Linked DNA regions of Mus musculus: region 2 is linked to region 1. A link is a loop called in an ENCODE intact Hi-C map of the cell type or tissue named here. Cell type or tissue: heart. All regions are shown on one strand. Each heading gives the region's core, and the rest is flanking DNA. Links, peaks and the distances in the headings are about the cores only. Region 1 has its middle 200 kb from the start of Gm51890. Region 2 has its middle 58 kb from the start of Gm51890.

Region 1 (2,920 bases), core at 203-2,702:
CTATCTAGTCACTTAAACCCTTGGCCTTAAATATTAGTCATACCTCATGTGTTTTTCTCATAGAAGGTAATAGGGAACAACCTCTGAATTTAAATGTTCCCTTTTGCCCTCTGATGACTCCACATGGTCACATTAATATTTTAGTTTATCTGAACCATTCTGGCAGAGCAGATATGGGGCAGGTAGCTCCCTATCTCTACTATCAAATGTCTACCCACTCACTTCAGATCCACATTCAGTCCTGGAGTCCAAAGAAGTGAACAACAACTCTAAAGCCCTTCTTTACTGACCTTCTGATAGCTGGCAAGTCACTTTTTCTGCTAAGACCCAGTCTGTACATCTCTAAAGTCACAGTAGTATTTCCATCTTCATGACAAAGTTATTACTGCCAATGGAGATGGCCACCATTGCAGAATGTTTGTCTGAGATCCTGTGGCCAGGGCTTTTGCTTGTTCTCACAACCTTCATACAGTCAGCACCCCAGGTTTATTATCTTCACAAACACCTCTCCAATATCCAATCAACAATCTTTATTTTAATTTGGTTTGCTTAAGCTTCTGCCTAAGATCAATGTACGGCAGGTGCGATTCAGGGACCTGGCTGAACCTTATTAAGGTACTAAAACCTCTCATCCCTTTCTGTCTTTAGTGTCCTGAGGTAGAAGCAGCCACCTAGGTGAGTTACCTGTTCTACATTTTGAGAAAGACAGTCAATAGCTTCTCAAAATCAAAGCAGTGAAATTTTACATCTCCCAGAGAATCACTGAACATCCTGTATAGATGATGATTTTCTAACGCCACATTCCAGGATCACATGACTGACTGCCGTTTTCTACACGACCCATTTCTTCCTACTCATCGCCGTCTCAAAAGCTCACACCTCTGATTGGTGAATCAGTGCAAGCTAGAAGCCAGCTTGGTTTTCTTTGGCGTCTACGAAACCATATTAATTAGTTTACACCCCTAGATGGTGAAGACTTGTAAATGGAAAACGATAGAAGAGAAGCCAATGTCATTCCTGCATTTTCCTCTCATTTACCTGCAATGGGTTAGCCCCTGACTAGCTCACACACTCTCTCCTGTTACTTCCACCATGTCCTCTGTGTTTTCTAGGTATCCAGCTTTATTTTTCTATTACTTGCCCAGATCCTGATGCCAAGAACTGTGGGGCTCTGTCCTCTACGGACTCACTCTTTTCCTCTTCCCTCCCATTTGTTTGTTTCATCTTCCTGACATTTCTCTTTCCCCCACATTCTAGAGCCAGATCCTTGTTTACATCTTTGCCTCTCTCCTGGCTTCTGTCTCTATAGTAACAAAAACCTAAAGGAGAAACAAGAAATGCTGGGTTCTATCAGCAGGGGGCAGGAGAGTCCTGAGAAGAACAGGGAAGGAGCGCTACAGAAAGCCAGAGATTCCATCTTAATGTGTGAATGATTGCTGATGCCTGCTAAACACCTTTCTTCCCCATCGTTTACCTTCTCTTTCCTCTTGCTTAGAGGACCACTACCTGCAGTATCCTCTGGGGTGGAGTAAGATGTTAGAGCTGATGATCATAATCTCTGGTCGTCTAGTCTTGTTTCTGGCTGTCTACTACCTTTGCTTCAGACGCTGCTCTAGGGTTGTCTACCATGCAGAAACCTGCATGCCATCACTCCAGCAAGTCTTAACTTTGTAAACTTCAATGGGACCCAGGGACATGTAGCCTTTCAAAGTCATCCAGGCCTTCGGGATCTCTTCTCTAGAGAGGTGTCCCCGTACCCACTAAAACTGCTGTTTAAATATGGAAAAGCTCCGCCCCAGAAAAAGGGTAAGATCTTCTGAAAGGTGCCTCCCACAGTAGTAATTATCCCCAGAATCCCAGATATCTGCCTCATAAATATCATCCATTTGAGATACCCGAGGATATTTGTTTTGTCAGTTCAATGACTAATTTGGGGAAGCTTTGATTTCCACCAAAGCTATGACAGATGTTCAAGAGTACAGATTTTAAAAGTTCAGAATTTTGATAGACATCAATCTTGAGCCATGACTTCCATGTCCTCCTTGAATTAATAAATGTGCAGATGTCTACATGCTTGAGTCTCTGCCTCAGTTGTGAAATATATTTACAGAGAGATGTAATTAAAGTTACAGCAAGAACAAAATGAATGAGTTTCTCAGATCAGAGACCCTTCTTCAGCCTGCCTCATTTTATCCTGTTGCCTATTGTGAGTCTTGTAAAAAAAAAAAATGCTTTGGAGTCTTCGGGGCTACTTAGAACTGAAATGACCCCCAAGAAGGTCCATTTCACAGGATCAGGCTGTGAACAGCAGGGCATTGTCTAATCTTGCTTTGCCATAGTTAGAAGATAGATAGCCATGATTGCTGGATTAAAACACCCAGGTATGTGAGCATTAAATTCAATGTTTTGTCAGAATTCCACAGAGAACCAAGAAAAGGATATTAATTTTAAGTGAATAAGTACAATTTTACTCACGGTCTGGGGAATATTATAAGATTACAGGTATAGCTAATTTTAAGAACTTTATGAGCTTTTGTAGAATGCATACTCAAGGGTAAAACCAGCAAGAAATTGCATGTATATTATTGAACAACAAATAAACCACAGTAGAGATGCCGAGTGGTGCAACTGGAATCCTGCCCTTAGAATTTTGGTGGAATGCTGTCCCTCAAGCTTTATTGGGACCCATGTTCCTAGAGCCTTTGCTTTGGGGTTTTGTATTGTCAGCGGTAGTCATAAAAGAGTTAGGGTCATTGGTGGGAGGACTTTATGAAGGGACTGAAACCCCTAGAAAGTAAAATCATTGAAATAAACTAAACACCCTTGTGTTTTATTAGCTAGTGCTTTTCATAGCTCATAATAAAGTCAGCTGAGAAGGTCACTGCTTGAACAGTGCTATGCATATTATAGTGTCTGACTT
Region 2 (2,920 bases), core at 332-2,831, 140 kb after region 1:
CCCCCCCCCCCTTTTCTGTTGTATAGAGCCTTCTCATTTGTTTTCCAGTCTATGGATGATCTGCCCTCCTGGCCTATCCATCTCATCTTATCTGAGGACTAAGGGTGACCCCGACACTCTGAAGCTTTCTGCCTCTCTTGCAGCTTCTCCAGCCTGTTTCACTGCTTCCAGAATTCAGTGTGGACTCTGCCTTTGCACTCCTTCTTCACTGTAGACATAATATTGCTCTCTTTGGTAGCTGCATGGCTCTTCCATCACTGCCTGTGAGTGCTAACTGTCAGTTCATCACTGAAGCGTTCCCTGACCTGCATATGTATGTGGTCTTTACTACTACTTGCTGTAGTGCTTTCCAAAGCAATCATGTCAGGCAGGGCCAAAAATAACAAGTGGTACATTCCGAAAAATTTTACTGTGGGGAGGTTTGCAAAGGAGCTTTGCAGAAATTATGTGTAGGGGTAGAGAAGCAACAGGGCAATATCCCTCCTTTAAAGTCCCATGCACTTGCAGCAGTGTACAAATAGAGGAAAGAGAGTGAACAAGGGATAGAGCAGATGAAACAAGCCATGTTCTTACCCAGCTTATAACTGAACATTAAGAAAATGTCTACTCATAGATGTGGGGTTCAGAAAAGCAGAGCTCTCTCTAAGCCTGAAGCCCCAAGGAGACTGAGGTAGAGCTAGAAGACTACCTTTATCTTGTCTGACCCTAGGCCCTTTTCCTGTTGCAGCTCACTAGGCAAACCCAGTAGATTTCCATGACACAGGAGGAATCAACTCTGCAGATCTCTTTCCTATCAGACAGACAGGAGCAAAGGATGGTAGATAATGGGTTAGGAGAGAGATTAAGACAAAACCATCAAGGAATCTTTACCAAGTCTTATTTTGCTTGACACTTGGAAAGGTGAATGTGAATTCACCTGTGCCGCCAGGTCTCGTGGCATTAAATATGATTCCTTCTACCTGGAAAGGTTAACCCCTTAATGTCTACACTGTCTCACAAACTGATAACTCTTCTCCAAATAACAAAAGGAAAGTCCCTCATACTGAATAATGAATGGGTGGGCACAAGCACTTGGCAGAATAGTAACTTGACAAACGGAAACACTCTACTTCACAGGGCAGTGCTGAGATGGGTATTTGTAAGAGGATCTTTTCAATTTTGTTTTTGTTTTTGTTTTCTGAAGACACTCAGATCAGTGTGCCTCATATTCAGAGATGGTTACAATGTAAAGCATAGATGATGTGCTAGACGTACTGGAGAGAAGATCTCTTTTTAAAGTCTAAAGCCAAGACTCAGCACTTATAAGCACTGGTCCAGAGAACTCAGATTGGATTCCCAGCATCCTACCTGACAGCTCATTAACCTCCTGTAATGGAACTCCAGTTCCGGGGGATCTGATGCCCTCTTCTGGCCTCCTTGGGTACTGCAGGTGCAGCATACATGCTGGAAAAACATAAAGGAAGTATAAAGGAAAATAAAACATGCAGAACCTCGTGCATTAGGTTCGCCCGTTTTTTTTTGTTTGTTTTTTTTTTTTTACATGTGTATGCTTACACTCTGCCTCTTGATGGCAATCAGTTTTGCCTAAAAATTGTTATCTAGATTTGGAGGCATGGACTGAAATGTGAGCAATGTGTTTTCAGTGGGACTGTGATGGTCTCAAAATAGAAATGGGGAACATATCGTGTCTATGGTTTTTATATTTGACGTCCGTAAAAGAAATCTCTGTCTACAGCTTACATGATCTTATCTCTTTGTGAGTTAATTTGAACTCATCACTGATTTTCTCTAAAATCTAGGCCAGGGTCTATGTGTTTGCTCTTACTGAGCAGGCTCCGTGTCCCAATCTTTGGGTATAAAAGGCATTGTACACTGTACATGTGGACAGGACTTCTTGTATCTTAGTGATGTTTGATGAAGCTTCATCTAGGAGCCGATCCCAAACAACCCACAGATCTGAGTGCTTTTGCCAACTATACTAAGTCTACTTTTCCAATTTGATCCTCCCTTTTTCTCTACATTGCTACAGGAGATAGTTAGAATTCAAAAGAAGACTTGCTCATTCAAGCGCTTCCTCTGCAATAATTATTTTGAATCTTTAAATCCTGACCTGTACTGGTTGGGGGTCCCAGATGGGCTGGGCGAGGCTACCTGTGTGGATAATTGGAAGGCTCCTCTGGGTACTGCCTTTTTCTCAACACAGCTCTTAATGTCTCTGTGACAATGAACAAACTTTGAGGACAAGAGGAAGCAAAGGTGATTATTATGACCAGGAGCATGTGGGAGACTTGACTCTCTTCTGTGTGGACATCACACTTGTCTGCCTAAGTTAATGAAGGAAGAGTAAAGATGGGCTACTTATCATTTTAATACAGTTTTGAGCTCCCCAAGAGAGGGCTCTCATTTGTCTCAAGGTGATGGTGTGTGTGTGTGTGTGTGGTGTACTTAAGTTGTCCAAATGATAAATAGTGCCCTAGGTAAGTTGCAGGACTATATATGTAAGAAAAAGTAATATTGCTATGGAAAGTTTTCAGATAAAGTAGAATCCAATTTTGTTTTTGAAAGGCTGTGATGAATGTTAACAACTCTATGGCCAAAATGCCTTTCAGACACATCTTAATCTTTGTAATGGTGTCTATGATTTTTAACATAAAATATACAACAATGCAGACAAATCTTGCCTTTAAAAAACATTTCAGGCAACAATTCGTTGATCTGGTTTTTTTTTTGTTGTTGTTGTTGTTATTATTATTTCTTTTCCCCTACCCCTTTGAAATAAAAACAGGATTAAATGTGCAAGGCAGTAATGCGGATTCAATTTTGTAGGATTTTTTGTTCCTACCGTTCTGAGATTGAAAAAATGATTTCCTTCGTTTTCTCACAATAAACTACTGTGTATTGTATTCAAAGAACAATAATG

Evidence for each region. Peaks named below come from ENCODE experiments on the same cell type or tissue, not always from the same donor. Only the 100,000 strongest peaks of a DNase experiment are listed, where the experiment ranks them.
Region 2: a loop joins it to region 1, with 8 times the contacts of the local background. A loop is called at or near these places in 7 of 42 quality-filtered maps.

Annotation. Positions count from the first base shown.
Region 1 is chr11:37,184,764-37,187,683 of GRCm38, reverse strand. It overlaps a transcript of Tenm2 not described here. Among named protein-coding and RNA genes, the nearest start is that of Gm51890, 200 kb to the right of the region's middle. In heart, for the core only: a CTCF peak has its summit at 1,360 (motif pointing right); no DNase peak of the experiment used is centred there.
Region 2 is chr11:37,045,358-37,048,277 of GRCm38, reverse strand. It overlaps a transcript of Tenm2 not described here. Among named protein-coding and RNA genes, the nearest start is that of Gm51890, 58 kb to the right of the region's middle. In heart, for the core only: a CTCF peak has its summit at 1,404 (motif pointing left); no DNase peak of the experiment used is centred there.